Linked DNA regions of Mus musculus: region 2 is linked to region 1. The links are chromatin loops, found by intact Hi-C in ENCODE. Cell type or tissue: heart. All regions are shown on one strand. Links, peaks and the distances in the headings refer to the core of each region. The heading gives the core; the rest is flanking DNA.

What was found. Peaks named below come from ENCODE experiments on the same cell type or tissue, not always from the same donor. Only the 100,000 strongest peaks of a DNase experiment are listed, where the experiment ranks them.
Region 2: it touches region 1 in a loop (9-fold over the local background); 7 of 42 quality-filtered maps call a loop at or near these places.

What each region holds. Positions count from the first base shown.
Region 1 is chr9:48,346,964-48,363,728 of GRCm38, reverse strand. It overlaps Nxpe4 (neurexophilin and PC-esterase domain family, member 4), which reads right to left and starts at 1,688. Exons shown (of 9, transcript NM_172921.3): 1 at 1,554-1,688. It also overlaps a transcript of Nxpe2 not described here. In heart, for the core only: no CTCF peak of the experiment used is centred there; DNase peaks (open chromatin) are centred at 8,718, 9,398 and 10,188; H3K27ac peaks cover 1,419 bases.
Region 2 is chr9:48,297,172-48,313,936 of GRCm38, reverse strand. It overlaps a transcript of Nxpe4 not described here. Among named protein-coding and RNA genes, the nearest start is that of Gm51672, 22 kb to the right of the region's middle. In heart, for the core only: a CTCF peak has its summit at 10,167 (motif pointing left); a DNase peak (open chromatin) is centred at 10,156.

The DNA of each region.
Region 1 (16,765 bases), core at 4,889-12,888:
CTGGCTGTCCTGGAACTCACTCTGTAGACCAGGCTGACCTCGAACTCAGAAATCCGCCTGCTTCTGCCTCCCGAGTGCTGGGATTAAAGGTGTGCGCCACCATGCCCGGCTGGAAACACATATCAAAGGGACAGCCACCACTGTTTTACATGAATGCTCCTTGTCGCACTGAAGTGAAACTGTTAACCTGGTTGAAACCTCTAGTAAGCAAGGTAAACCCCAGAGCCACCACCAACTGCTTGAGACCTTTTTCTCGGTGGCAGCCATAAAACTGCAGTTTTCTAGGACTCTCCCCAGAAGTCCTGTCTGCAGGGAAAGGGCTTCTGCTAAACTCCTTGTGCAAACTTAGTGGTTTCTGGTTCTGCCTTGTCAGACTAATTCTATCCAAAACATCTCCAGAGCCACCTTATGTATCTTTCTTATAGAGATGGGTGGAGAGAGGGCTTCCTAGCACCCTCTTGAGATGAAACTTCAGAGTCACCAAAATGGCTTCCTTCTCTGACTAATACCCTCTCAGGAGACGAGTCTGTGCCCACACTTGAGACTGTTGTTATTTTCCCCTACTCTTCTCTGGGAAACACAGACTGCCACTTAGAAGGGTCTTTCTCCCAGCGCTGAAGCCGATATTAAAATCTCTTCAATAACATTTCCAATTCTGTGTCACTCCATCCCTTTTGTCCTGACATCCTTTCCAGTGTCCAAGCTGTGCATTGTAGTTTGGCCTAAGTCGGGGGCCCTGAGAATCTAGGGGAGTACCTCAGTGTGGGGTAGTGTGCAGCTGTGTTTCTGTTCCCCGACCACTGACAAAGCTACCTAAAGTTCCCACTCACTTGAAGGACCCCGGGGCTTTATGTTTTCTTTTCTCTTTTCTCTTTTCATTCTTTTTTTTTCTTTTAACCATTCCTATTTCTTTCATGTCTACTGCTCTGTTTAAGGCTGTTTATTTCTCCTTAAGTGAATTGCGGCACTGTCTATTATTTTTCAGAAAAACTTGTCTACTTGTTTAAATTTTGCTGGCTAATAAGTTTATCATGTTCTGCTCCCCCTCTCCTTCCCATACACCCCCTGTCTTCCAGTCCCACATCTTTCTTCTCCCCAACCAGTCTTAATGAGAATCACGTTTCAAGTGTTTCCAATGAACCAGATGCCAGCTTTGTCAACCACCTGCTCCATATACAAAACACATTTGGTCTTTGTTCCTGACTCCAGACACAGCATTCCTAAGGGTAAGACACGAGTGTCATCTGTCATTCATATGAAACTGTTTGGTCACATTTAAGCTCACACCGAGAGACTGACCTAGTATGGGGCCTCAACACTGCCAAAAACATGTTGAAAAGATAACAGCGCTCTGTCACGTTCCTCCAACAGTGAAATGCAGGAGCAAATGGGTTGGCTAAGGCCCCTGTGTTCTGGAAAGATAACATTTCTAGGAGAGTCTGGGGAGGTGTGGGTGACGCTCCGCCTAATCCCTTCCCCACTGTGTGACTGCATTTGCCTGTTCGCCTTTGCATCGTTTATAATAAACCAATAATAGTAACCCGGATGCTTACCCGAGTGCTGCTAGCTGTCCAGTGAAACCATCTCTCACTTCAAAGGGAACCTGAGAGCGTGTATGCTGGAGCCAATTCGGAATGGTGGTGACCCAGGGAGGCAGAGTCAGGTTGTCCTGAATAATGTGATCCAATGTGGGGAAGGTTTGTATAAAGCCTTTAATAGTTACAGAACAAGAACAAGCCACCAATCAGAGTGCTTTCAGGCACTCCATAGGCATGCTGGGTAGGAGGGTATCTGCAGACCTCAAAACACTCCTTTTGCATTTTCAGATGCCACGTGATAAGACATTCTCAGTTTTAGATGATAGAAGCCAGTGATCTGCTAAGTTAATACATTCCAGAGAATTTTGACCTGATAATTAGATCATTAAGTCAGAGATGGGTGGGCAAAGGGACAAGCTGGTCTAAGATAATTTTGGCTCTGGATCTGCAACATTCCAACTTGTAACAAAAGTGGAAGTTCTAATCAGTCAATCGGTCTGGAGGAGTCTTTATATGGAGATGTGACTTTTCCCCACCTGGAAGCTTCAGTTGACACAAAGACGAAGAGAGGGAGTCTGGATCGCTCAGTGTCCAGCAGTTAATCCACACGGAATGGCTGTGTGCATTCGCAACCGTGGTGAAAAGTGTTGGCCGCCTTGTGACACGGAATCCTTACCTGGGACAAGGCTAGGGTAGAGTGTCCAGGCTGATCGTCAGAGTCTCAGTTCAGTGGTACTTCATGTTTCTGAGCTACCTTCAGGCTGCTGGGTGAAGGACGTTGGGTGTCAGAAGCAAACCCACACTCTGTTCCATTTTGGCTTTTTTTTAATTAGGTATTTTCTTCATTTACATTTCCAACGCTATCCCAAAAGTCCCCCATACCCTCCCCACTCCCCTACCCACCCACTCCCACTTCTTGGCCCTGGTATTCCCCTGTACTGAGGCATATAAAGTTTGCAAGACCAATGGGCCTCTCTTTCCACTGATGGCCGACTAGGACATCTTCTGATACATATGCAGCTAGAGACACGATGTCTTGCTGACTGGTTGGGGCTGTCTGTGTTTGGATCCTTTCTCCCCTACCACCTCTCTCTTTTCTTTCATGGTTGACATAGGGTCTCATGTGTGGGTGTTTTGCCTGCATGCATGACAGTGTACCACGTGCATGCAGTCCCCATGGAAGCCAGAAGAGGGTGTGGGAACCTCTGAGAATGGAGGTAAAGGTGACTGTGAGCTGCCCTGTGGGTGCTGGAATCAAACCTGTGTCCTCTGGAAGAGCAGCCAGCACTGTTAGACACGGAGCCATCTCCCAGAACCTATTCAATTTTTACAAGGATTTTTTGGAGAACTGTATACATTTCCACCTCTTCTGTTTTTCCCTTCCAACTCCTCCCATGTCTCCCGGTTCCCTCTCCTACACGTGACCTCTTATTTAATTATTGTTTTTCACACACACACACACACACACACACACACACACACACACACACAGACATATAATCACACACATACACGGTCATACACACACACGTACATATTCACAGATACACATATACACACACACTCATATACACTCACACATACCTATACACTCACACAAGACACACACTCTCACACACACATCTCTCACATGTACTCACACAGTCACACATACACTCTCACACAGACACACACAGACACACACACAGACATACATATATTCACACACATACACAGTCACAGATACACACACACTCACACACACAGACATACACACTCACACATGTACACATTCACAGATACACATATACACACACACTCATATATACTCCCACATACCTACACACTCACACAAGACACATACTCTCACACACATATCTATACACACACACACTATCTCTCACATGTATTCACACACACACACATACACACACACTCTCACACACACACACACACACACACACACACACTAACTCCCCCCCCCTCCACTCTACAGCATGCTGAGTCTATTTAGTGTTGCTTCAATGTGCACATATTGACCACTTGCAACTGAATAACCTATCCAGGCCTCTTCCCTAGAGAAGACCAATTCTTTCTGATGCAGATATCAGTGAGTCACCTGCAGCCCCTCTTCTGCAGGCAGGGCCGTGTGACATTTCCCCCATCTACACCGGCATGTGTGGTCTTATTTAGGTGGCTGTAGTTTTGAGAGGAAGGCATTCTGGAAGTTAGCTTTGCCCTGAGGAGAGGAAGCAGATGGCAGAATTGACTCCCTGGCCGCACAGAAGGATGGGAGTGAGTGCTGGGGGGGGGGGGGGAGAAGGGCTGCTCCACGTTTGCCACTGTCCATGGGACAGTGCAGTCACACCTTTGTGTTCCAGAATGCCTGTGTCTGCTCAGTAAAGAGTGTCCATTTAGCGTATCCCTGAAATTGGAATTCGGAAGCCTGAAATCAAGATGGTTATGTAAAATTTGATTTTTTTTTTTAAGGACAGAATTTTACTCTTGTAGTCCAAGATGTCCTGGAACTTGTTATGTAGCCTAGGCTTGACTCTAACACGAAAGGATTTCCCCTGGCCTCAGCCTCGGAGTGCTGGCATCATAGGCTTGACCCAGCATTTTTGATTTTTAATGTTCTTGAACGTCTTGAGCAAAGAAAAATGACAGGGAGGAGGAGCATGTGTGGCTGTGGCCCTCCTGATTGGATGTCTCCTAGTGCCTCAGTCACTGTTCTATTGCTTCAAAGAGACACCATGAGTCTTGCAGAAGAAAGAACTTAATCGGGGGGGGCTTACTTACAGTTTCAGAGCTTTAGTCCACTATTATCATGGTGGGAAGCATGGTGGCACTTATGTGCTGGGGCAGTCCCTGAGAGCTTTATATCCTGAGCCACAGGCAAGGCGGGGTGGGGTGGGGTCAGAGAAGGAGAGAGAGAGAGAGAGAGAGAGAGAGAGAGAGAGAGAGAGAGAGCTCAAAGCCCATTCATTCCTGATAACTCACTTTCTCCTACAAGGCCATAGCTACTCCATGTCTATGGAGCCATTTGTGTTCAAAACACTACAGCTAGTAATCTGCACTGTTTTACTGGCTGGACACATGAGTTCTTGAGAAATGAGTTTCTAAGACTCACAAATTGACACACTGGCTGGAGTTACAACTTTCAAATGTATAAAAGTGTTTGGAGAAAGAGATTTTTAAGACATAAAATCTCTCATTCTTGATTTAACAATTTAAGATTAGAGATGAGAAAGACTCCTAAGTAAATACTATCAACATATTTACTGGGCCAACCCCCTAGAAAGAATTGTCCAAGTAAACTCAATGGTCTTGTTTTATAGTCAATAAGAAACTTACATTTCCTCTTCTTGGGGCTCTATGTGTCCCCCACAAGGCAGCTTTAACAAGATTTTAAAGGTCTTTGCTGTTCATAGTCCAATTTCATGGCCTGTTGTTGGCAGTGCGCCTGTCTCTTCTTTCTAGCTGCTTCTGGAGAGCCCAGTGCATGTGTGCTCTAGGCACTTTCTGTTAAGTCTTGAAGGATGTGCTCCAGGGAACAGGAGAAGGGAAGAGATGAGCATGCTTGGCAGAGCAGGTCTAAAGAACAAAGGCTGCAAAGACCAAGCTAGGTTTGGTGAAGGTGGCACCAGCATGAGTGTTCTCCGAGGCAGCACTTGAAGCTGGACAGACCTACGCTGGCTCCTAGGATAGGGTCACTCTCCTTTGCTCTTATCCTAGGCAACTCCAGACTGAGGTGCCTCTCACACAGATAAAGACACAGTCCACACCTGTCACCAGCTTTGGTGAGACATACCTGAGTTGAAATACTTGTTTTGCCATAGAATACCCCCACCAAATTCATGGACCTGCTTCATGTCCTACAGCCGGCTGTGAAATTGTACCATCCACATCATTACAAGGAGGATGCAGTAAGACACGCTAAGGTAGTAAGAGGAAGAGGTCACACTGACATAACTTGGATCACACTGTCTAATTTACCATTAGCTGTTTTGGCTAGTATCTTACTGTGTCTTGTTTATAAAATAAACTTTAATATAGGTGTGAATGCATGCATATGAAAACAGATAGTAGATGTTCTCTAACTCATGGTGGGTCTAAGACTCAATAAGCCCACTGTAAACTGATAATATCATATCAGGAGTCACATATATATTGATTACAGCTAACTTACTAAGTGATCAGCCTTAGCAGCACAGTGCACTGCAGAGCATCGGCTGTTTCTCTGTTGTCTTTTCCTCTGGAAAAAGGGTCTTATGTTTCTGTCTGTGTACGCTTTATGTGTGTCTGTGGATAGGAAATCCCAGAGACATGAAATTCTCCTGGATCTGGAGTTACAGGACTGGCATTGTGAAATGCCTGAGGTAGGTGCTGGCCTTCAAACTCTAGTCCTCTGTAAGAGCAGAACACGCTTCTAACTCCTATGCATGTCTCCATTCCCTTCCCCCTTTCTTGTTTGGTTTTTGTTTTTGAGATGAGCTCTCCGTGTGTATCCCTGGCTGGCCTGAAACTTACATTATAGAGGAGGCTGGCCTTGAACAAATAAAGATCAACCTTCCTGGGCTTTCCAAGTACTGGGTCTCTTTTATTAAAAAAAATCAATTTTATGTATTATTATTACTCTGTGTATGTGTGCAGGTGCATCTGTGCCAGGGCATGCATATGGTGGTCAGAGACAATTTTCCGGAGCCTGTTTACTGCCTTGTGCTGTAGGCTTCACAGATCAAACTCAGGCCACCAGGGATGTTCAGCAAATTCTTTTACCCACAGAGCTATCTTACTGGTCCAGTTTCCCTTGTGGTTTCGGTAATGACTGTGAGCATGCAGTCCCACAAGAGAGTATTGTACTGCATGTGACCCAGGAAATAATCAAAATTCAAAGTATGCTCTACTCTGGCTGTGTATTGCTTCCCATCATCAAAAAAACCTAAAACTAGTAGGATGACTCATGAATTGGGAGCTGCCTGTACATAAGGGGATGGGTGCTTTCCATGGTTTTACTGGGTATCTGGTACACCCCCACCCCCGCCCGGCTCAATAGAAACTGCAATACTTGTGGCATGTTGCAACTCTTCCAGGTTTCACAAATTGGATTACAGCTGGGTATGATAGTACATGCTTGTAACCCTTACACTCGGGAGGCTGAATGGGGGGGATTTCCATGAGTTCAAGACTGACATGGGCTTCAGAGTGAGACCTTGTTTTGATCTTCCCCCACCAGAACCATTTACTCTTACCCCTACCCTTTGAAATAACAATAATTTGATGAACCAGTAAATGTTACTATGTAGCCTTTTAGATAGCAAAGGCATGTGCTTCTATGCCTGTAAGTAAAATAGTTTGAAATTTCTTTTTCCATGTAATTTTGTAATGTTTTAATCCATACTCCTAAGAACACTGTGTGGAAGGGTGGAATCCTCGGGCCACAGAAGAGTTCTGGGTACCAAATCAACAGAACATTCAAGACCTCATCTTTGCATCCACCATAATATCGTTCTGCTGACTTTAATAAGTATATGATTCCCATTTACAAGTCAATCCCTGTCCCCAAATTTACAGCCAGAATAAATCTTTCTCATTTAAACCTTGTTCTCAGACCAAAGTAGAACAGACCGTAAGGACAGTCTTAGCTGTCGACTATTTTTCAGAGTGGGTTAGCTTCAAGAACACATGCTTTCTTTTCTTTATAAATTGTTTTTTTTTAAGTATATGAGTTTTTGCCTACATACACACATGCATACCATGTGTGTACCTGCTGCCCACAGAGGACAGTGGAGAGTGTTGGTTCCTCTGGAACTGGAGTTACAGATAGTTGTAAGAGCTATATGTGTGTGTGAGAAACTGAGCCAGGGTCCTCTGTTAGAATAGCAAGTGCTTTTTGCCTAGGAGCCCCTACATGTATGTCCTTTACAGCTTAATTTTCTGAAAAATCTATTCTGTTTCCACTTCCCAGGAAGATCCATGCATCCCACTTGAGCCCTCCTTGTTTCTTAGCCTCTGTGGGCCTGTGGATTGTAGCATGACTATCCTTTACTTAACAGGCAATATCCACTCATAGTGAATACATATCATGTTTGTTTTTCTGAGTCTGGATTACCTTACTCAGGATGATTTTTTTCTAGCTCCATCCATTTTCCCACAAATTTCATAATGTCATTTTTTAAAACAGCTGAGCAATATTCCATTGTGCAAATGTATCACCTTTTCTTTATCCATTCTCTGTTGAGGAACATCTAGGTGGTTTCTTGTTTCTAGCTATTATGAATAAAGCTACTATGAACATAGTTGAGCAAGTATCCTTGTGGTAGGATAGAGCATCCTGTGTGTATATATACCCAGGTGTGCTATAGCTCGGTCTTGAGATAGATACCCAGTTTTCTAAGAACCTCCCATATTAATTTCCATAGCTGCTGCACAAGTTTGCATTCCCACCAACAGTGGAGGAGTGTTCCCCCTTGCTTCACATCTTCGATAGCATAATCTGTCACTTGTGTTTTTGATCATAGCTATTCTGACAGGTGTAAGATGGAATCTCAAAGTTGTTTTGATTCACATTTCCCTGATGGCGAAGGATGATGAACATTTTTTTCATTTTTTAAAAGATATTTGAGATTCCTGAGGGCTGGTGGGGATGGGAACAGGAGGGGTCAGGTGGGAGGGGAGGGGAAGTGAGGGAGAGGGTACTGGGAGATACAACCCTGATTGGGGAGCATTTGAAGAATGATATAGAAAACTATTATATTGGAAATTTCCTGGAATCTACAAGAGTGACCCTAGCAAAGTCTCCTTGTAATGGGGGATACAGAACCCAAATTGTCCATCTTCCATAACTAGGCTCCCAGCAGTAGGGATGACATTACCCAGTCACAAAACCTTCGACCTACATTCTGTCCTGACTTCAGGATGTGCTAGGGTAATGGTGGCACAGAATTTGTGAGGGAGGCCAACAAATGACTGGTCCAACTTGAGGCCCATATCATGACCTGGCCTGGATGGCCAGGAACCAGAAGCTGGATAGTCCAGAGACCCACAAAAGAATCAAACAAGACTGGCAGAGCAAAGTAAATGAAATGACTCCTAACCGTATTCTGCTATACTCGTAGACTTACCAATTGGACTTAACCCAATTGTCATCACAGAGGCTTCATCCAGCAACAGATGGGAGCAGATGCAGAGACCACAGCCAAACACTAGGTGGAGCCAGGGAACCCTGCAGAACAGGAGAAGGAAGGATTGTAAGGAGCCAAAGGCACCATGAGGCCAAGGCCCCACAGAAACAACTTAACAGAACTTAGTAGGGGCTCACAGAGACTGAAACGACAGTCACAGAGCCTGTCTGAGTCTGATCCAGGGTCCTCTGCATATATTTTATGGTAGTGTAGCTTGGTCTTCTTGTGGGAATTTTAAGAGTGAGGGTGAGGGCTATCTCTGGAACCCTGTTCTTGGAATCCTTTCCCTCCTACTGAATTGCCTCATCCAGCCTTGATATGAAGACCTGTGCCTCACCTTATTGTAACTTTTTATGCCATGTTCAGTTGATATTCTTGAAAGGCCTGCCCCCCCCCACCTCCCTCTAATGAGTGGATCTTGGGGGAGAGAGAGGTAAGTGAGGACCTAAGTGGAGGGAGGGCAAACTGCTGTCAGGATGTAGTGTATGAGAAAAAATTTTAAATTAATTAAAAATAAAAGCTTTATTTTCTTCCCAGGGATCCTGTCTTCCTAACACATTTTGTTTAATTTGAAATGAGCCCCGAAGGGCTACGGATAGCTGTCCCAAGCTGTCCCAAGTAGTAATGTGAACCCATCTGGACAAGCTGGTAGTTTTGTCTGACCTCTCAGAAACCAAGGTAACAGGCCAACTATGTAACTGGAAACCCCCAGCAGTAAGCACAGCTGGAACACAGCTGACTCAGGGCTGCAGGGAGCAGGAAGCCTATGTAGTGGCTGCACAGTGGGTAAAGATAATCAGGCTACGTTTTCTTGCATATATTCTCCATGGCTTATGTTTAATGACATCGGTAGCAGGGCAGGTGATCTGAGCCTAGAGATAAATACTCTCAGAGTTCTCAACATGGCCCTCCAGGACGCATCTACAAACCAGAAGATTGTTAGACAGATAAAGGTTGCTTGATGCCTTCCACATCACTCATCCTTATTGACTTCTCGCTGGAACTTAAATTTTAAAGGAATCCTTAAAATCTAAGTGAGGCTCATTGAGAGTATGGGAGCTTTAGAGACTTACTTGGCCCATAAAGATACTGTACCTACCTATAGCCTCTTCTATGTCATCTTCTCTGAGTTCACAGGAGAGCCTGGGACTGCACTAGACTCCAGAAAGCCTCCTGCTGTGATCAGGCCTCCGGGAGGGAAGGGGCCAGACCCTCCCAGGACCTTTTGCCTATGCTAGGGATTGGAGCGAACACTGTGATTCCCAAGCACTTATGAATACCCTCCATGACTGGGGAAACAGAGCAGGAAAAGAGCTGTTTCCTTTGAAGTGAGCCCCAGGATATGGTATATGAGAGACTTTTAAAAATTAATTCATAAATTAAAAATAAAAGCATTATCTTCTTCCCAGGGATCCTGTCTTCCTAACACATTTTGTTTTGTTTGAAATGAGCCCCAAAGGACTATGGCAAGCTGTCGGGACCGACAGGAAACCAGGCTGGGGAGAGGCAGGAAACTGGCTTGCCTAACATTGAAGTTTGGGGGGAGTGATATTGTTTCCCAGAAAGATCTTTCTACTTGCAAATGTCCATAGAAAACAGATGCAAAGCATGTGCTTGGTGGCATACTGACAGGATATGTAAATGGAGGACATGACCATTCCAAGGTATGGCTCAGGGGAAGGGTTTTTTTATTGTAGATAAGAGGGAGTGTACTGCCAGGGCCTCTGTGAAAGTTCAGAGCAGGGAAAGAAAGTAGTAGACTGACTATGGCTTTGAGGGAGAAGGAGAGGGAGAGGGAGAGTGAGAAGGAGAGGGAGGGAGGGGGAGAGGGAGGAAGAGTGAAGAGGGAGGGGGAGGGGGAAGGAGGAGAGAGAGGAAGAAAGGAAGGCAAAAGGGAGGACTAAGAGTGGAGAGCAGGCCAAGAGGAATGCATAGCAGAAATGGCAGGGTTCTGTAGGAGTGGGAAGCTGGGGAAAGAGAAGCCCATGAACAGGGCAAGTTTAGGGCTGGGGAAAGAGAAGCCCATGAACAGGGCAAGTTTAGGGTAGAGGGCAGAGTGAGAAGCGCTGAGAAGACAACCTGGGTGGGGGCAGCAAACACTTTGGTATTATGCTAATAAGGCAGCCTGGCTGAGTTTCTTTTGGAGGAGACACTGGAAAGACCAGCGGTTTGTGTATAGACTGCTGTAGAAGGCCAGCAAAGCAAACCTCTGCTTAGGGGTGAAATCGTACCTGCTTTGGAGCAGTGCGCTAAGGAATCTCAAGAGTGAGAGCATCAATGGGGAAGGTCAATGGGTGGTTCTTAGTGGGCTCAGCTCTGACATAGTAATGAGAGACAGGTGTTCAGTGGGAAACCCAGGCCAAGGTCCACCCGTTATGGTAATTAAGCGCTATAATGAGTCATGTGACCATGCCTCAGGTGCATTTGCATTGTTGCTCTGCTGTCGCCTGTCTCCCCTTACATTTGTGGTAGGAGTGGGGGGGATAATGGGAGTGGGAGAGGCATCACCATTGATGGCACACATCAGACGCCAATCTTCTGATTCCTGGTTGTTTCCTGGACACTTTGTTGAGGATTCTGAAGCTGATGATGCTCCAGCAGTGTCATTATACAGGTCATACGATGGGGTACCCACAAGTATACATTATACAGTTCAAGCTTCACAAGCTTGAGTTTTCTGTGGTTGGCAATGATTTTCTAGGACCCAGGAGAGTGTCTGGAGAGGAAGTGTCCCTTCCCCTCCTGATTTGGAGAAGTAAGACAAAGTTACTGGATTCTCAGGACTCTGACCTCATCAATGGGCTTATCCTTCAGTGAATTAATATAATAGATAATGTAATGGATTACTGAGAGGTGGTGAGAGACAGAAGGGGGAACTAATCAGAGGGAGGTAGGTCACTATGATTAACTGTGTCTTGCCCTGACCCCTTCTTCTATCCCCCACTCTTTGATTCTTATCTCTTATGAGATAAGTAGCCTCATCCACACAGACTCCTGTTTCTTTGATAGTCTGTCTCACCATAGGCCAACTGCATGGAGCCAAGTGATTGTGGACAAAACTGGATGAAACCATGAGTTAAAATAAATATGACTTCCCTTAGGTAATCCCTACCACGAATTTAGTCATAGAAATGAAAAAAAAAAAAAAGCCACAGCCCTCAAGAGAAGATTAGTGAATGGAATTCAGAACACGGGACAGGTAATCTTTCTGGTTTATTTCTCATGGCCAATCTGACTATCTCACCACGGAAGTACACCTCTAGGGTAGTGTTTGCAGAAAGGTTAAACTGAAGAGGGAGATTTTCTCTAAATGTGAGGGGCTCCCCATCACAGGGCTGGGGCCCTGGACTAAGGAAGAGCAGAGTGGTTGTTCAGTGAGCTCTGCTTCCTGATTGTGGGCGTGACATGGCTTTGTGCTCCTGCCGCCATGTCCTCCACACCATGGTGGACTGTTCCTTCTAAACTACAAACCAAGTAAGCCTCCCCTTCCACAGATGGCTTCTCATCAGGCATTTTGTCACAGCAGCACAGTAAGCAGCTGGAGTGTGGCTTGTCCTGGCATCAAGTGAGGTTCAGCTGTAGAGCATGAGTTAGTGCAATCTCCGTACTCTATATAACAAGCTCAGTAGGAAAAAAAATGACTAAATTTAGTATTTTAAATGTTAAAAACCTCGAGATGTACTAGGAATCGAAAAGAGTATCATTAACTCACTAGGTGAATTGGGAGAGCCTGTTTTAAATGCCATCCTCTGGTCAAGAAGATTGAACCCATCCTACTAAGACGAGGGCAAAGTCAACAACGTTGCTTTGGCTTCTTTTATCCAGTATCTTATTTTGAATCTCACCAAGAAATGAAATAAAAGGCAAACTAAGTGGAGAAGAAAAACACAACTGTTTTGCTTCATAGATAACAACATCATTGTTTGCATTAAAAAACCCAAAGAATTCATTAAAGAACAAACAACAGACAGACAGACAGACAGACAGACAGACAAAGTAAAACCAAAATCTACCAGGGCTATTTAATCTCAACAAGAGTATAGAGGTCAAAGTTAGTATGAAGTTTTATTTACTTTACCAATCATCTGTTTAAAATTGAAATTAAAAGCACAGAATGATTCAGGGTAGCAGCAGAAGGATGAAATAGTAGGGTGAAAATCAATAAAACACACAAGCCCTGTATGCCACGCATTAATGCACAAACTCTAGCTAAGGATGTCACAGGAGGCATAAATCATTGTAGCATGCTCATGTGTGGGGAGGTTGGATGTTAGTATGACATCAGTTCTGCCCAGATTAACCTACAGACTCAATAAAATCCAATTTGAAACCCAGCAGGGAGGGTGCTTTGTTACAGGAATAAATATCCTGAATCTGTGACTCACGTAGAAAGGCCAAGGAAGTAGAAGGCCTGGTTTTGAGACGGAAGGACAATGCTCGCAGACTCTGTGAAGGTCCCTAGTCTCACAGTGCTGAGACAAAAGACTGTCACTAAGCCAGACAAAGTGAGGACACTGGAAACCCAGCATCTGCAATAAGCCACTTGACTGATACTCTGGGTAGCTGTTTGAACTGAGTCTGAGCAGACCCCTGTCACACTGTAGCTGAGGAACCTCCAACGCACTTAACTCTGGATTTTATTTCTTAGAGCTAGTGGGTCATTGAATGTAATTGTTGTTCCCAGAAGAAATGAGGACATAATCTTAAGTTGTTCATCTCTTTCCTTGACTCAGGACATGACATTCTATGTGTGTTTTGTCCTAGAATCAATTGCGCTAGGGATCTTCTGGATTGGCTGAGGCTCTTGAAGGACCTGCTGTATAGGCTCACAGCACCTGATCTTAAGACTTCCCATAGAGCTGTAGTAACTAGGATAACATGGTGTTGGTGGGAAGGCAGGCATGACTCGGTAAGAGGATTAGAGGTTCCAGATACTCGTGCACACGTGCATGAGCAACAGATTCTTGATAATAGCAGACACATAGTTTAATGGAGAAAATCTGTCTTTTCAAGAAAATATGCTGGAAATTTGGGCATCTATACGTAAAAAAGAACATTAAACTTGACCTGTGTTTCCCATACAGAAGACTCAACTCAACATGCATCATAAACTTAAATGCAAAACAGAAAGCAATCCAGTAGCAAAACTAGAAGAAAATCCTTGTGGTTTTGGATTATGCAAAGATTTCCTTGATATGACACTATTAGTATAAAACAAGTTGACAATTTGGACTTTAACAGAGGTAAAAGCTTTGGGGTTGGGAATGTAACTCAGTGGGTAAAAGGCTTTCCTAGCATGAGTGTAGTCCTGAGTTCAAGCCCCAGCACTGCTTAAAGTGGTGTTGGTGCATCCCAGTATTTGGAAGATGGAGACAGGAGGATCAGAAGTTTAAGGCCATCTTTGACTATGTAGAAAGTTGAGGATCAGGATGGGAGAGTCAAGAGCCCGATTAAAAAACAAAAAGCCAGTTACAATTTGCTTTTTTAAATTACTGCCGTGAACAGATACTTTCTCCAAGACTTGAAGATGTATATCCTACCAAACATTCAACAATAATGAAATGACCCGAGTTAAAAAAGAGAAGATATTTAAAAATATCTCATTAAAGAAGATATACATAGTAAGACGATACACATAACAATGAAAATATCAAGATGGCAGGAGGAATCTTAAGGGACAGGAAAAGATCTAAAGGGGTAGAGGAGGGAATAAAAGAAAGAAAGAAAAGGAAAACCATCGCACGTTCATCTCACGTGTGGAGTGTGCACGCAAGCACTCACGTGCACACACACACCAATTTGGGTGTGAAAGAAGGAGATGAGTGTGAGGAGGAGGAGGGGACAAGAAAGAGCAGTTAAAGGTTAATGTGTGAAATATAATAATGGAACCTACTTTTTAGCAGAAAAGATGAATTTCAAAAGACATCCAGTATCCATTTACAATAGAGGAGTCACAGTGAGATTATACACCTATTAGAATATCAGCTCCCAGTCTGTATGCTGGCATAAACCTTGAAACCCAGCTCCCAGGAGGCAGAGACAGGGGCATTGAGAGTGTGAAGCCAGCCTGGAGTGCTTATGGAGAGTCTGTCTCAGAGAGCCAAGTGCTGTGGTAGTGCTCTAGTAGAGTTCTTGTTTAAAAAAACAAAACAAAACAAAACAAAACAAAAAACTGCAGGGAGCAGACAGAAAAACAGAGACTTTGAGAGACATTTTGAATTTCTTGTAGTGTAAATAGTGTTAAAATAGACTTGTCTTAAGTCATCATAATCCTAAGAACACAAATTTCGCTTCAGCTAAAACCCTGCACATGAGTACTTAGAACAGTTATATGCCCAACTGCCTCAAACAACAGATAATTCCAAATCACTCCAACCGAGTTAATGATCAGGACACACCCATAGGAAGAAATACTAAACAGTAAAAAGATATACATGAATTAAATAGGATCTCAATCACAGATGTTAAGAAAAAGAACATAAACTAAAATGGAAAACAGAAAAATCAATGAAGCGGGTTGCCAGGAGCTGGGAGTGAGGACTGGGGGTTGTCACAAACAAAGAGATATTTTAGAAGGTGGATTACTCAATAGCTTTGCTCTGGCATGGCTACATTCTTGTCAAACATCATGAAACTATAATAAAATGTCAATTTTATGTCCTATAATTTTCACTTTGGTAAATTGACTTAAGAAAACTTGGCTGTGTTATTTTCCACACATGTTTCCTGTGAGTCTATTCTGAAAACACTGAGGAAAGGGACCCTGGAAGCCCCCATTCCCAAAGTAACAGCCACACACATTGTGTGCATGTCAGCTGATGACAGCATCTCTCAGCTTATGTTTCTGTTTGCCACACAAAGCCTAAACAAGAGTTTCATCATAGATGAACAGCTTTTCTCATGATTTCTCACTTTGCATGATCATGGCATCATCTTGGAAGATATAGAAAATGTCTATTTGGGATAAAATTTAAATATTATTTTGCACATCTATAAAATATTCTCTCACTCATTTTTATGATGAACAGTTTGAACCAAGCATGGTTGTGCATAGTTGTAATCTCAGCACTGAGAAGGTAGAGGCAGAAGGATCAGAGATCAGCCTCCACCACATAGCAAGTTTGGATCAGCCTGGGCTATCTGAGATCCCAGATCGAAAAACAAAACAGCCTCAAGGAAATGATTCCGTGCTAAAGGCGCTTTCTGCCATGCCTGGCTACCTGAGTTTGATCCCTGGGACCCACATGATGGAAGGAAAGAACTGGCTCCCACAAGTTATCCCCTCACATCCAAATGCACACACAATAAATGCATACTGTTAAAAGTTAAAAACTACACACACGCAAAATAAAATTCCAGCTTCCCCTGACAATGTCTCTAATTGCCTATCCAGAATCAATTAGCCATGATGTAAATCCAGAAACTGCCCAAAGTTCAAATGTTTGTAGTTTCTATTCTCCCAGAAGACATACCTTGTCAAAGCTGTACTTAAGGCAGTACTTGATGTATTGGTGTTAATGAAAAACACAAGCCGGGCAGTGGTGGTGTAGGCCTTTAATCCCAGCACTCAGGAGGCAGAGGCAGGCAGATTTCTGAGTTCGAGACCAGCCTGGTCTACAGAATGAGTTCCAGGACAGCCAGGGCTACACAGAGAAACCCTGTCTCAAGGGGAAAAAAAAAAGAAAAAGAAAAAGAAAAAGAAAAGGAAAAAGAAAAAGAATGCAAATCACAGGGCTGAAGAGATGGCTCCGGTGGCTAAAAGCTCTGACTGCTCCCCCAGAGGATTTGCATTTAATTCACAGCACCCACATGGTGGCTCACAACCACCTGTAATTCCAGTCCCAGGCTATCCAATGTCCTTTCTTGACCTCCAAAGGCACCGGGCACACAGACACAAATTCAAGCAAAACATTCACATATGTAAGATAAACAAACAAACAAAAGTTTAAAAATCTATTAAAAATAAAAATCTCATAAAAATCTGAGGATCTGAAAGCACAAGAGGGACACTGACTTTCAGAGTGATTTCTACAGCTTCTCAGAAGCCCACGTAGGTGACATCAA
Region 2 (16,765 bases), core at 5,834-13,833, 51 kb after region 1:
TAGGCGGATATATTGTTAAGTATCATGGGCTCAGCTTCTCTGTCATGTCTAGATCTCCTACTAGAATTCTGGGTCCTCTGGCTCTTAGGCTTTCTCTGCTGGACTCCTCTACCTTGGTCTTAGGTGTGGAGTCTTAGGTGTAGGATCTCAGTGGTGGATGTATCAGTTGGGGCTGGGGACTGCATGCTTACTTCTCTCACCTAAGACAACTCCTGAATTCCCAGATTGACGGATTTGCATTCCATTCGCTTTTAAATGGTGAAGGCATCCTGTCTGCTCTTGTGGAGTTTCTAATACAGAGTGATTGTTCTGGTTCCTTTTGATGGCAGAATAGATATCCTGAGAGGCTTCATTCAAAGGTTGCTTGGACCCATTTTTCTCTGGGCCTTTGGTGAGATGGAGGAAGAGCACGTCAGGGAGAAAGCATTGGCCCTCCTGAGGGCGCTGGGAAGCAGAGAGCAAAAGAGATCCCAAGATCCTTAGGAGAATCACTCCCAGTCACCCAATTTCTTCCTACTAGGCCCCAACTCTTTTTTAGAAAAAAAAAAAAAGATATTTTCTTTATTTACATTTAAAATGTTATCCCCTTTCCTGGTTTCCCCTCCGAAAACCCCATCCCTCCCCCCTCCCCCCGCCCCTCTCCCCAGCTCCCCAACCACCCACTCCTGCTTCCTGGCTCTGGCATTCCCTTACACTGGGGCATAGAGCCTTCACAGGACCAAGGGCCTCTCCTCCCATTGATGACCGACTAGGCCATCCTCTGCTACATATGCAGCTGGAGCCATGAGTCCCACTATGTGTATTCTTTGGTTGGTGGTTTAGTCCCTGGGAGCTCTGGGTGTACTGGTTGGTTCATATTGTTATTCCTCCTATGGGGCTGCAAACCCCTTCAGCTCCTTGGGTGCTTTCTCTAGTTCTTCCACTGGGGACCTTGTGCTCAGTCCAATGGTTGTCTGAGAGCATCCACCTCTGTATTTGTCAGGCACTGGCAGAGCCTCTCAAGAGACAGCTATATCAGTCAGCAAGTATTTGTTGGCATCCACAATAGTGTCTGGGTTTGGTGATTGTATATGGGATGTATCCCCGGGTGGGCAGTCTCTGACTGATCATTTCTTCAGTCTCTGCTCCACACTTTGTCTCTGTAACTCCTTCCATGGGTATTTTGTTCCCCCTTCTAAGAAGGATAGAAGTATCCACACTTTGGTCTTCCTTCTTCTTGAGTTTCATGTGGTTTGTGAATTGTATCTTGGGTATTTTGAGCTTTTGGGCTAAAATACCCAACTCTTGAAAGAAGTTCTACCACCTCCCAGGAGTGCCAAGGCTGGAGGCTACATTTTCAAGATGGAACTTAACAGGCTTTTAGGGGACATTCTAGACACAAACTCTAGCAACTGGATTAAAAAAATGTCCAAGGGAATTGAATAGATTGTTTCCCAAAGAAGACATACCAATGGACCATAAGCACTTGAAAAGATGCTTAAGATCACCCATCACCAGGGAAATGGAGGTCACACCACAAGGAGATGTTCACTCTCACCCATCAAGATGGTCACTATGAAAAGAGCAGATGGTGGTGAGGATGTGATGTTGGGGTCCTTTTGCATTGTTGGTAGGAATGGAAAACGGTGCAGACATTAAGAAAAATGGAGAAAATTAAGAAAATTTAAAAAATTAAAAGTAAAACTTATATATGATCTAATAATCTTACTCTGCATTTCTATTCAGAAGAATTTAATGGGAGATCTTAAAGAGGTGCTTGTGAGATGGATTTGGGGAGCTGACCCTTCCCTGGGATTGATTGGGCAGATGTTAAACAGTGTTGAACATATTGTTAGTGTTAATGTTAAACTATTTAAGTTCTATTGCAAGCTCTCCTATTGATGTTCATTTTCCTGTAATAACAAGAACATCAGAAGATGGGCAATTAGACTCTCCTTTCTTATCTTTGGTGCCTTGAGCAAATGAATTGTCAGTCAAATAGTAGACTACCACCACGACAGTAACAGATACCTGAAATACTAAGGATGCCTTGATGTGGGGAGCGGGTGTGGCGGCAGTCCCAAAGGCGCCAGGGACTGCAGCTAAGTCATATGACTTGCACCTGACTTCCTCATTTAAGACACAAACATCTTGAGTGCTGCACAGGTGTACCAGGATACAGGTGAATCCAATTTGGTGGAGATTTGCCCCTGCTGCCCTGATTAGCTGAAGCCTCGTGACTGGCGAGGGGGTGTGGCCTGCGGTGCGTGGATGAGAGAGAGTATAAAAGGAGTGAGAGGCCCAGGGTTCGGGGGAGATATAAACAAGAAGAATCAGGACTGAATAAACTGCTGTTAGAAGGACTGGTGGTCGTGTCGTTCTTGCTGGTCGAGAGTGGACGCGACACCTTGAGAAAACTACCCAACAATCACAGCTCCTGAAAGCTCACTTTCAGCCAGGGCTGTTAGAAATCAATTATGTAAGGCTTTTAATAGCACTAACCTTTGAACTCTTGATGATCAATAATAGCCATTTCCAAATAGGTCAGAGAGGAGTACTTTCCTGGTTGCCTAAAAGGAAGTGGATCTAAGTGGTGATTTTTTGAAATATTAATCTCAGTGACTGTGGCTGGCTCTAAGAGACAAGGTTGTGATTGGTCTAATACAAGTGGCTGGGATTTGACTGGGATACAAGCAGGCTACTTAAGGAGTCAGCATATAAGGGCTCTAAAGGAGTCAGTTGAGAGACTCCTTCTAGTGTTGCCCTCCCAGCTAGTGTGTAGCATCAGGCTCAATAAATGGCTTCTCTCAAGCAATCTTTCCTTGTTCAGTTTCAGTAGTGTGAGTGCGGACAGAAAGAAATGGCAGAGGCAGATGAGTGCCAGAGGCTAGCAGAGAGACTTGTGGATAGAACAAGGCAGTCAGCTCTGCTGGATAGCTGAAGAGGAAGCCGTTGAGCCATCCAAGAGTGGCCAGAGTAGGAAGAAGGGCCATTGAGAGTGCTTGGAATGCTGAGACTGAAGATGAGTAAGAAGCTGCAAGTAACCAGAGAGAGAAAACAGCAGGCCGGGGCCACTTGAAGGTGTTAGAAAGCCATCAAGTCTTTAGGGCCAAGAGTTTCAGACTTTAGGCTAAAGCTGTAGCATTGGCCAATGTTAAGGGCTAAGGAATCCCCATGTTCTAGACCTGTAAAAGACCTGAAACCTTGGCTACCACTAAGGAGAGAGGAATCCTGATACCTAGAGCTATTGGGATACTGTGATACTGGCTAAAGAATCTCAATTCCCTGATACCTACATAGAAGCTTTTACTCCATTAGATCTAAGGGCTCTGTTACTCAGGCCTGGAAGCACAAGGGGGTGACACTGCCTGCTGCTCCCATATGCTTATCATGGCTGTTCACTGCTGCCAAACATGAAGGTGAGAGCTGTTGAGAACAGTACTTGTGGAGCTCCTTGCCCACCCATTAGATCTGTCTATTCTGTATCTATATATCACATAGTCCCTAAAAAGGACCATGTGTGCATGGATGAACACTGAAGGTACACAGCTGAGCAAATGCACACAAAAACACATATTGTATGATTTCACACATATGAACTAGCTATAGTAATCAAAATCATAGACTTAAGTAGGAAGGTTTTCCTAGGGGGAGTGGAGATTAATATTCTCTGGGTGTAGAGCTTCAGCACTATAAGAGGAGAAAGTTCTAGAGACTGTTGCAACAACGTGAACATACTTAATGTTGCTGGACTGCAGTTAGCAATGGTTAACGTGGACTTAATTAATTTCTTACTACAACAATAAAGAACTAGTCTCAAACATGTCCTTTGCTTTGTAGGACATGAACCTAACTGTGGAAATCGAGTGTGTTGTTTCTTTGTCTGATCCACTGAAATGAAGGGGCTTTAGCTGCTCAGTGACCACTCATGACCTGACACCTTTATGCCCATTAGCTTTGGGTAATTTAGCCCGAGGAGCTCCTGGGTAATAAAGGAAGGCAGGCATTGGCATTCAGGTGCATATCCTTGCTGGACATGTAGCTGCTGTCATAGTAGGAACAATCCCAGTGTCCCTTTTCAGTCTACCCCATGGATCACAAAATGACTTACATGACAATTCTTGTACAGTAGAAGTTTTCAATGACAGCTGAATGCAAAAAGCCACCAAGCACTTCAACCACTTTTAATGCTGCGCAGGAGTCAGGAATTCCTTCATGCACCGAATATCAATCATTCCCAGCATAGGAAGTGAATATGTTATGGCCCGCACACTTTCATTCACTTTATATGCCATGGATGTTAGACTTGTATAACACTATCATTTGATGTCAGGATTTTATGGGAGTTCCTTTTGATGTAACATTAATAGCATGTGTCATTGGCTTTCTGTGGACAGGTGGTTTGAGTTGTATCTTTCTTCGTTGTTGTGAACTCAAGGTCAAATGATACGTGGGAAATTGCAGGCTTTTAAATTTTTACTTGATATGTAAAAGTCATTGTTTGTACAGGAAGACACAATATCTTGTCCTTGCTCTGGAGAAGGGCAAAAGGCTTTAGCAAAGTAGAAGCTGTGCTATTTCTTTTTTTTCTTTCTTTTTCTTTTTTTTTTTAAAGATTTATTTATTTGTTTTATGTGAGTACACTGTTGCTGTCTTCAGACACACCAGAAGAGGGCATCGGATCAGATACAGATGGTTGTGAGCCACCATGTGGTTGCTGGGAATTGAACTCAGGACCTCTGGAAGAGCAGTCAGTGCTCTTAACCACTGAGCCATTGCTCCAGCTCCGCTGTGCTATTTCTTACGATGATATGAAAATTGTTGATAGTTTTAGTCCTCTGTAGTTGATAAGAATCTTATACAGTGATAGAGATCTGCCTCCCACCAGCTGAAAAGGGCTGCTAAGCCCTGAATGAGTGCATTAGTGAGGGTACAGAGAAGATGAGGGATGCTGTGTACTGATGCTCAGCGGTCATTGTCAGGCTTCCTTCCTGCCATGTGTCTTAGCACTGGAGTTTTCTCTTGGCTTTCCCTTTTCAAGATTTGTTACTTGTGGCAGAAGAAGGGTTGCATGAACTCTGTGACTTGGGATTCCAGAGCGACAGAGCTCTATCATCCTCTATCATCATGCCTAAATATAAATAAATATCCACAGGGAAAGACTGATTTTTCCCAGTTCAGGTCACATGTCCATGTTGAAACCAATGATCACTGGCAGTGTGTGTGTGTGTGTGTGTGTGTGTGTGTGTGTGTGTGTGTATTATTTTGATTATCAAGCCTAGACCACACACACACCCCGTGGCCAGATTTAACTGCCAAAAGCAAAGGGAAAAATGTAGATGTGAAATATTTCCCTCTTGGATACAACTACTGGATAAAGTTTTACAGAAGAATATCCAAGAGGCAGGTGGCTTAAGTGCCCAAGAAGATTCATTTGTCAGCAGTTTGTGGTTGTCTTTATATGCTTTCAATTTACTTAGTTGCAGAAAATCATCCTCTTCCATTTGATTTGAAAAGAGGCTGTTTACATTTCAAAGTTAGGGTTGAGTTAGTGTTGCCAGCTGCCTTTACATTCAACAGCCTCCCCTTAAGTTTTTTATTTGTTTATTGGTGAAGTTATAAAATTATATAATAGTCATTACACAGAAAAAAAATCCCATAATATATAAAGATTTTTTGAAGACATTTTTATGATTTTATGGAGAATATAGAGAAACCGGGGAATACTATAATTAAAGGCCAGGTTAAACATACAGAAAATGATCAAGTGTTCTGGATTGAGAACTACCAGATACCTCTGGTAGCCACTCAGCCACCATAGGCCACACTGTAGAACTTTGCCTTTTCTCCTCTTCCTTCATGTGCTAGAGCCCTCAATGATCTGATAGGCTAGTATTATCTTAATAATTTTGAAGTACATGTATTCCATCTACTTTTATCATGTGCACATGGGAACATGCACACACACACACACACACACACATGCAGACTTGTACACACGCACACATGATTCTGCAGATGACAAAATATGTGATATTAGTCTAAGTAGGTATGCTAAATTGGCCAAGAAGATGTTAAGATAGATCTAGATCTAGACATACTCATAGACACAGACACAGACAGACACAGACACAGACACAGACACAGACACAGACACAGACATATAGATACCTAGACCAAACTTCCGATAAATTAGATTTTCTGGATGATACATAGGAATCTGTACTTTTCACTTTTCTGGCACTGGCATTGGGAACAGTTTGGAAATCAAAATCCAAAGAATTTTTTTTCTTCTTAACTTCAGGTTAAATAGTGAACTTGTACAGGCCCACTCTCCCACCCATCTGCCCCTGTGAGACCCTCCCTCCCCGCCCCGTACTCATCTTAATTTCCTGCTGAGTCCTCACCATCTAATGCTGCAGGAAGAGCACAGAAGCACCAGTCAAGACAGAGAGCTCAAAATGCTTGCAGAAGCTTTGTCAACAGCCGAACTATCCACCACACTGTCTGCACCCTGGCTAATTTGGATCTAAACTAGGTTTTCATATCCCTTTCTATTACATTTCATAGAAAAAACTACTTGAGGAAGAGGGGTGATGTGATGAAGGCAGGATATGGGTGTTTTCAGGAGATGGTTAACTCATCTCTGTCTAAATTACTCAGATGGTAGGAGTAAGACATATCATGGACTCTTGCAAGGTGACATTTGGGAAAAGAGACATCTGTACCCCTATGAAAGTAGTTGCTGGAAATATGCAAAAAAATCTAGGTCAGCAGAGCATGGTGCCACTCTGATTACACCCAGCAGTTCTAGCTCTGCCCCACAAGATTCATTCCCTACTGGGCCACTGTGATCAACAGGACCTGCCTGATCAGAAGGCAGTTTGCTGTCAGGCCATCCTGCCTCTTGACCATGTGCCTAAGGCATATGCTGATGGTGTCTCAACATTTCACAGAGTATTAGCTACCTTTCTTATTGTTTCGACCAAATGCCTAACAGGAAGCAACTCTCGGGAGGCAATGCTTACTTTGCTTCATAATTCAGAGAATATAGTCCACTGTGGTGGGGAGGGGGAGGGGGACAGGGCAGGAGGACCGGCTTCTCTCTGCGGCATCAGGCAACTGCTTGCTCACATTTTGACAGATTAGAAAAAAGGGAACGGCATTTTCAATTGGCAATGAGAAAAATGTTTACTGTGAAGAGGAATGTCCAACTTACATAGCCCTTTTCGATATGTTTGGTAATAATTCTTAATGGGGCTCGTTGTAAGTTTGATATGAATAACATCTTAATGAGATATCATTTAACCCGCAAACCCATTTAAAAAGCAATGCCTACTTGATTTATATCTATAAAAGTGGTGTCAGGTGATTATATTTGGGAAACTAAGGACTAACTTTAAAGAAACTGAAAATTCATGCTTTGTGTTATACTGTAGCTTATGACCCGTCTTTAATTGAGAAACACTTATCTGTATAAAGCACATTTTTGAATGAATATATATCATTACCAGGTTTCTGTGGAACCAAATTTCTGCCATTAAAACTGGCATTATGTTGAACTATACATTGTGAGATCAATCAAAATAATTTTTTTTTTACCCAGAAAGACACGTATGGTATGTAATCACTTATAATGGACATTAGCCATAAAGTACAGGATTACCACAGGCCCAAAGAAATTGGGTAATAAGGAGGGCCCAAGGGAGGATGTGTGAATCTCACTCAGAAAGGGAAACAAAATAATCATCAGAGGTGAATAAGGAGAGGGAAATTGAGTGGGAGAGGGGGTGAGGAAGGGTAGGGGATGGGGATCAGGGGTGGAGGGAAGGGGGCTGGAGAGGCCTGGAGTGAGAATGGAAATCAGTGGGGGTGGGCATCTCTGGGACTAGTTGGAGACCTGGAATGGGAGAAGCTATGGGGAGTCTATGTGGATGACCTTAGCTGAGATTCCTACCAGAGTGGGAATATAGAGACTGAAGTAGCCGCCTCCTGTAACACAGGTAGGATTTCCAGAGGAGGGAGGGAGACATCAATCCACCACAAAACCTTCACCCCAAAATTTGCTCAGCCTACAAGATGTGCAGGAATAAAGATGGAGCAGAGACTGAGGGAACAGCCAACCAATGACTGGTCCAAGACGAGACCCATTCCATGGGAGAGAGCCAACCCCGACACTATTAATGATACTCTGCTATGTTTGCAGACAGGAGCCTAGCATAACTGTCTCCTGAGAGGCTTCATCCAGCAGTGCATGGAGGCAAATGCAGAGACCCACTGCTAAACATCAGGTGAGTTCAGGGAGTCTTGTGGATGGATAGTCAGGGAGTTTGAGGGGTCAAGGACAACACAAGAAGATCCCCAGAGTCAACTTAACCTGAGACCATGGGGGCTCACAGAAGCTGAACCACCAACCAAAGAGCATGCAGGGGTTGGACCTAGCTCCTCCCACATTTGTGGCAGCTCTGACCTTACTGGTCAAGGATGAAGATAAATTGACTCTGGGACAGAACTTGGTGAACACCCTAAAAAGTATGGTTCAGACCCCTGATTGATGGCTGACTAATGCTCACATGACTCATTACTAGACTCTGTTGTTCAACTCTGATAGAGTCATTTTTGACCCCCTCAAGTCTGAACTCAGCTACTCTGCTCCCAGACCCAGACTGTCAGCAAGTTCTTGCTGAAACATAGGTGACATGGAGATCTGACTGACCAGCCACTAGAGGGTATAGATGTTCACAGACTGGAACAGCTATCTAGAAGAAGAAAGAAAACATGCTGGAGCAGCTGTGGTAGCTGGATAGGCTCTGCCAAAGGACACATCAGCTCAAAAGACTCAACATCTACACGGATAGCAGGTACACTTTTGCCACAGTCCACGTCCATGGGGCCATATATCAACAGAGGAGTCTACTGACATCTGGAGGAAAAAGAATTTAAGAACAAAGAAGAAATACTGGCTCTACTGAGGCTCTCCATGACCCTGCCAAGGTAAACATCATCCACTGTCCTAGTCACCAGAAGAGAGATACCATGATAGCAAGGGACAACAACATGGCAGACCGAGAGGCACAACAATAGCAGCCATGGCCCTGCTGCTGCTCCTGGCAATGGAGCCCGAGTTTGTCTTCATAGCAGAGGACTTAGCCCTCATTTCTAGAGTTGGTGTCCACTGGGAAGTAGATTTTACTGGAAAAAAATATGAGTATAAATACATTCTGGCTTTTGTGGATATGTTCTTGAGATGGATAAAAACTTTTCCCTATAAAAATAAGACTGCTCGGATGGTCATCAAAAAGATTATTAAATTTTCTTTTCAAGGTTTAGAGTGTCAAAAACAATAGGGTCAGATAATGAGCCTGCCTTTGTTGCCCAGGTAAGTCAGGGTGTGGCCAAGTATTTAGAGGTCAAATAAAAATTAATTATATTGTGTATACAGAACTCAGAGCTCAGGACAGATAGAAAAGATAAATAGAACCCTAAAAGAGACCTTGACAAAATAAACCATGGAGACTGGCACAAACTGGGTACTCCTTCCCCTTGCTCTATTTAGAACCAGAAATACTCCCTCTTGATTCAGTCTTACTTTTTTGAGATCCTTTATGGGGCTCCCATGCCCATCACTATCTTAAATGATGTGTTTAAACCCACATGTTGTAATAATGATCTGTATGCTAAGTTAAAAGACTTGCAGGTGGTGCAGAAGGACAACTGGCAACAGCAAATGAGCTGGGTACCCCAAAGATCTCAGATTGGAGATCTGATCTACGTGCACCTGCATCATGCCCAGACCCTCATACATTGCTGGAAGGGTCCCTGCCTAGTCCTGTTTACTATCCCTTCTTATCCTGTTTTTGTTCTTAACCTTTGGCCCATGTAGCCTTAATTGCTTGAGTACAGTACAAGTTTTGATGCTCAGACAACAATATCAATAACTGTAACAAAGTGAGATATCATTTCAGGATTGAAATGGACTATAGAGCATAAATAAATTTTATGCCTCAGTCCAGTTTTTTTTTTTTTAATATTAACAACAGGGAGGAAATTGTAACCTTCCCCCAGCCTGAAGCAGGCTGAGCCAGACCTTGACCTTGCTGCCACTAAGGAGATTACCTAGGGTGGAGCCTTCCTCCCTAGATCACTCTATTGTTCAGCCACTGCCGCTGTTCCCCTCCAAGTTACTGCCACCTGCTGTGAGGCCGCTTAGCTATTCTGGAGACTACACCCTATCCTGCACAGCTGGTTCCAGGCTCCAAGAATGAATTGGCGGGAATGGGCCTCCCCCTGCCCTTTATAAGCTAAGCGCATTTGCCATTAAACACTTGAGCCTTGATCAGGAACCTTGTCTTGGCTCCATTTTTCTCTCGACTGCCTAGTTTCCCCTCTCTTTTTAGCCCCAGCTTGCCTCCCAGGTGTACCTGTTTCTTGTGAGCCGCAGGCCGGCTTTCAACAGAAATGTACCAAGGAAAAAGGGGGAATGTAATATCCAAAATGAATTCAAGACCACTCAGTACCTTCCCCCTTCGAAAAGGACTTTCCAGAGACTTTGCAGGCCAAGTGCAGAACCAGATACGAAAGCTGGCTGACTAAACAAATACAGAAACATAGGGGTTTTGGTTGTTTGTTTGTTTGGTTGGTTTGGTTTTTCGAGACAGGGTTTCTCTGTATAGCCCTGGCTGTCCTGGAACTCACTTTGTAGACCAGGCTGGCCTTGAACTCAGAAATCCGCCAGCCTCTGCCTCCCGAGTGCTGGGATTAAAGGTGTGCTCCACCATGCCCAGCTTAGAAACATAGTTTTAACGGTCAAAATTACTAAGCTTCCAAAACAAGATTAACAATTTCCTTGCCCCACCTCACACTAAAAACCTCAAGGACAGACAAAATGAGAGTCACCCTATGCAAACCAACCAATGTCTAAAAAGGTTATTAGCTACACCAATTAAAATAAGCCAAACTACCCTGGTGCCTATATCTAGCCCTTACAAAGGTATAAAAAGTGTCCTTTCTTTGTTCTGGGCCTCTTCTCTGGGCTTCGTGCTGAGAGGGGGTTCCCCAACATGTTGGATAAGTAAAATCCTCATGTGTTTTGCAAGATGATGGTCTCTGTGGTCTTTGTGTGAGTGAGGGTGTTTTGACAGGCTACAACAATGCCTTGCTTTAACATATCAGATGCAGCACAGTGAACTCTTCCTATTCTTTAATTAATTAGTAGATTAACATTGTGGTGGTTTGGATGAGAATTCCCCCATAGACTCATCTATTTGAATATTTGGTGCCCAGTTGATGGAACTGTTTGGGAAGGGTTAGGGGATGTGGCCTTGCTGGAGAGAGTGTGTCACTGGAGGTGGACTTTGAGGATTCAAAGACCCAGGCCATTTCCATTTAGCTTTCTCAGTATTTGGCACATACTTGTGAATCAGTTGCAAGCTCTCTGCTACTTCACCTCCTCTCTCTCCACTATAATAATCATGGGCTCTAATCCTCTGGAAGTGTAAGCCCTCAAGTTAAATGGTTTCTTCTATAAGTTGCCTCGGTCATGGTGTTTTGTCACAGCAATAGAAAAGTAACCAAGACAAATATACAGGGCAATGGAATCATTACAGCATTTTTATAAATGTTGGTCATTCTAATCTCCCTTCCCCACTGCTGTCCCAGGTCCCACGGCCACCTCTGGGTTACTCTCTGACTTCCTCAGGATGCCGCAGAACTCCTGCTTTCTTACCATGTGCTCCATTCACTCTCCTTTCCCACACTTAATAGTTCTTCCTCTCCCACGGCCTCTTTTCTAATTTCATGACTCCATATAATAAGTAAATAGACACATGTATAATTATATGTAGTTATTTGTTTTGGGAGAGAAACAGGCTATATTTGTGATTCTGGCTTACTTCGCTTAACACAAGCATCACCTTTTCTCTATGCCAATAACAAACTTGCTGAGAAAGAAATTGCTGTATGTTGGGGGGGGGAAATCCTGTTCACAATAGCAAAAATAATACCTTGGATTAAATCTAACCAAAGGAGGCAAAAAGACTTTCACAATGAAAGCTTTAGGATGCTGAAAAAAGAATTAAAGAAGATACTAGAAGACTGAAGGCCTCCCATGCTTATGAATCGGCAGAATTAATGCTGAGAAAACAGTAACGGCACCAAACGATAGCTAGCTACACAAGTTTGTGCTTGTCTGAAAATGTCCTTGTGTTTCCATCAAATTCTAAAGATAGCTTTGCTGGGTAGAACTATCTTGGTTTGGTACAGGTGCAGCTGTGGGGGTCAGGCTCATCCCTGGACTTCCAAGTTCTCAAGCTCTAGGATAATGAAAGAGAGACACGTGGCCCCAGAGGATAATCTACTTGTTTGTCTCAGGTCCAGAGCTATCAGACTCTAGTGGGCTTCTCCATTGATGAGGTCTGCTCCCACTTCTTCCCCTGGGTATCTCTCAGCTCTAGCAGAGCTCCTACTGTGTGCCCCTTTGGGCCATCTGTGTCTACTCTTCTATTTTCACAACAGCTTCTCCAGTCCTTTCCTCACTCAAGGGCTGTGTCAGAACAAACTGAGGCTCCCAGGCCTGTAGCTTTCCCTGATCTCACGTCCTTAGGGGAGCTCAGTGTGTGTGTGTGTGTGTGTGTGTGTGTGTGTGTGTGTGTGTGTGTGTGTGTGTGTGTGTGTTTGTGTGTTAATGTGCATGTGTGGAGGGCAAAAGCTGACTTCATTTATCATTCTCTGTTTCTCTCCACCTTACTTTTTGAGACTGAGCCCAAAGCTCCCTGTTTGGGCTAGCTTGGCCTCTAGTCCATCATCAAACTCAGGATGAGTCCAACACTTTTAATTTTTTTGCATTTTCATGCTTAGAAGATTAAAGGAGCAAAGGCTGAAATGAAGTCAAACACAACCTGAATTACAGCTGCAAACCAAGATGCTAAATCCCAGTGACCTGTCCCTGGAGTGTCCTCTACCTCATAACCATGTTCAGCCGGTTCAATTCCTCCTTTAGTTAACCTTCACAGGTTTCATATTCAAACACCTCCTGAACTTGGAGGGAGTTGCAAGAGGGAGGGAGTGGTTGGGATCTCAGGTGAGGGGCTAAAGCCTCTTCCTATCTCTGCCCCATCCTTTTAAAAAAGAGAGTATCTATAGGCCTGAACGTGTGAAGGCCTCATTGTATAACCACAGATAACCTTTAAGTTGGTTTAGTCACATTACGCCTGGAGGACAGCAGTCCACAACAGAATTGCTTTTTCTGTTAGAAAAACATTGGCGAATATAAATTTTTACTAGAAGAATAATCCTGTAGCTCTCCCTGCCCTTGGGGATCATTGGCCAATATCTGTCTGCAATCAGGACCAGCTGCAGGGAGGCAGATCAACTTTACTGGGGATGATTCAAGGCTTATATAATTTCAGGGGATGGAGTGGGGCAGAAACATTCAGGATGGGCAAATGTCATTGGCTGAAAGCTTAGGGTACCAACAATGCCTCAAACAAGGTCAGAGAAGAAGAAGCCCTTGTAATGAAGGCAGCCCTCCATATTGCAGAGACCCACAGGCTATCTGAGTAATGGTAGATTTCAACCTTAATTAGTAGAGTTTCCTCACATAATCTTTTTTGAAACACTCAATAAAAATTACAAATGAAACCAAAGACTGCCATTTCATAAAACCCGTGAATTTAGAGTCAATGTGAAAGTAGGAAATGGGCAAGGAATCTCTGAGGCACCACTCAGAAGTGACCAGCAGCAGTGGATGCAGCAATGTGATAGCAACTGTGATCAGATACAGGTAGTTTTACAAGAACCACACACCTTCCTTCCCTTCTTTTCCCTTCCTCCTTCCTTCCTTCTTTCCTTCCTTCTCTTCTTTCTACCTCCCTCCCTCCCTCCCTCCCTCCCTTCCTTCCTCCCTCCCCATCTCTCTCCCCTCCATCCTCCATCCTCTTCCCATCCTTCCATTTTCTCCCTCAGTTTGTCCATTTTGTCTTCCTTTTCTTTTAAAGACTATACAGACAAGTTGTAAATGTCAAAATGCAGCGTGAACCCCCCCCCCCCCAAAGTTGTGTGCACATTGTAAAAACAGTCCTGCGGCTGTTTAAGGCTTGCTTTTGATTTGCTTACCCTCTCCTTACCCTGCAGGGTTTAGCTGACATTTATTGCAGTCTTTCTCTCTTGCCCTGCTCATAATATCATAAACATTTCTTCTTTTCCCTGCAAGGCAGCGTTTAGTTGGCCTCTGTTCTGATTGTTTTGGGCTTCCGGTAGGCTGTGGGTGCTTTTATGGGCAATGCTTAATCCTCTTTTTTGAAGGGAGAGAGTGGGTTAAGAACCAGAGACTCCCTTAAAATTGAGAGTCCTGAGAGTCACTGAGCAGCAGCAGCCCTCCCTTCCATCATGAAATTATTCACCACTGCAGACAGCTAGGAATGACATGTCATGATCTGAGTGTTTGCGTTCTCCCTCTAAGCTTGGCGACTTGAACCTTAACCTGAAGGTGACACTATTGTAAAGTGGTTCCTTTGGGAACATGGTTGGTCATGACATCAGGACTCATGAATGGGAGCCGTCTCCTTATGAAAGGCAGTGGTCCTCAGGTCAATCTCTCCACTGTATACCTTCCTCCAAAATGTTGAAGCAGAATCTGATAGACTTTAGACTTAACTTCATGTGAGGACCAAGGGAAGAGGGCCATGTATGAGTCAGAGAAGAAGGCTTTCAGCAGGCACCGAACCTGACCTTGACTCTAGAGTGCTCGGCCTCTAGACCTGTGAGCAATGCATTTGCATGACTTGTGAGTCACGTGGTCAAAGGTTCTGTGCTACAGGAGCCTGACTACACAGACGCACGTACTTGGCTATAAACATTATTGGTGTGAACCATTACCTTCTTTTCTCTCTTTAATTGCTTCTCGGGGATACACCGAAGTTTACTAATGGAGGTAAACTCTTCTAGGCTAGGTGCAATGTTGCAGTCAACAAACATGGAAAGAATGAGAAAAATCACAATACATTTCTTAACTCTTGTCAAATTTGCCAATTCAAATAATCATCATTAGTAGATGCTAAAGTAATGCCGCATATCTACAGGGTGCTACTGACAACAGAGTACTTCCTGTCAATGAAAGGAGAGGGTATCTACATAGTGAATAAGTTAGTTTTTTTTTTACCACCTATTGACAGATCCACTTGGCATCTCTGAAATGGGTCCATCTTGCTACTGTGTGCCTTCTGGAGTAAAGAACTTTCATCCAAAATTTTGAACTGGAATCTGAGAGCTTTAAGATTTAATTTATACTTTACAGGAAATGTAGAATGTAAAGGAAAGCATTTCAAAATACCATGAAAAAGGAATAAGAAAAATCTTGGTTGTAGGATAGTCTGAAGAGCAATAGCTTCGCAGGAGGAAACCTCTGTAGGTGAGGGGTATAATAAAGGGTGATGGTTCATTCTTAAGTGTCTCCTTATGTCCTTATGTCCAAACCCACCAACTTGTACACATTAAGCATGAGCAGGTTTTAATACACAAGTTAGAACTCAATAAAGCTGTTAGATACTTGAGATATAAGCAGAATAAGACCTGCTTTGAACTTGAAAAAGAGAGTTGGAGAAAGCTCTCTCTCTCTCTCTCTCTCTCTCTCTCTCTCTCTCTCTCATACACACACACACACATGTATATGCATAGTATTGCAAAACTTTTCCCTTTTTATTTGAAAATTTTTCATATGGTATATATTTTTCATATCCTCCTTCAGTTCCTCCCAGATCCTTCTCAGCTTCCTACCCACCAAACTTTATGTTCTCTCAAAACAAATAAACAAACACAAACAAGAAACACACCACACACAGACACACAGACACAGACACAGACACAGACACAGACACACCACAAAAAGACAAAACAGCCAAAAGGTCAAAAGACAAAAAATCCCCCCACAAAAGCAAATTGAAAGAAAAAGTCCACAAAAATATCACTGAGTTTGTTTCGTGTTGGCTCACTACTCTTGGGTGTGGGTCCTGTTCTGAAATGCGGTTGCTATATCTAGTGACACTCCACTGGGGAAGCCTGATTTTCTCTTTGCCAATGGGAATCGATTGCAGATAGCTTCTTGGTTAGGGGTGGTAGCCTGACTCTACTTCTCCATCTCAGTGCTGGGGCCCTGTCTGCTTGAAGCTATGGAGTTTTGTGTGTGCTGCCTCACACAGTCTCTGAGTTCATATGTGCATCAGTCCTGTTGTGTGACTTGGAGGTACTGTTTCCTTGGTGTCCTCCATCACTTCTAGCTCCCATGGTCTTTCCACCTCCTCTTCTGCACAGATCTCTGAGCCTTGAAGAAAGGGGATTGATGAAAACATCCCACTTGGAACTCGGTGCCCCAAAGTCTCTCACTCTTTGTGTATTCTTGAGTTGTGGCCTTTTGTGTTAATTTTTATCTACCTCAAGAAGCTTCCCGGTGAAGTTTAAGAACAGCAGTAAATGGTGGTTAACGCACAGGCTCATGCTGGTTAAGGTACTGAGAGCAAGTGAGTATTAATTCACCAGTAGCTGGGATACCCATATCACCCTCACCAAGGCACTGAGAATGTCTTGAAGACAAAAGGATACAAGAGCTGAGTGAAGGAGAAGAGGGTTGTCTTGACTGTGATGTGTCTGGGGCACTCAGGAAATCACAACGGATGTTGTTGCTCTCATGGCAGCTGCACAAGATTAAGCCCATAAATTTTTGGTCGTGGATTTAGAGGGGCCCATGAGGCCCCACTCCAGTTAGGGGAGCTGATAGCCATCAAAGGCTGCTGTG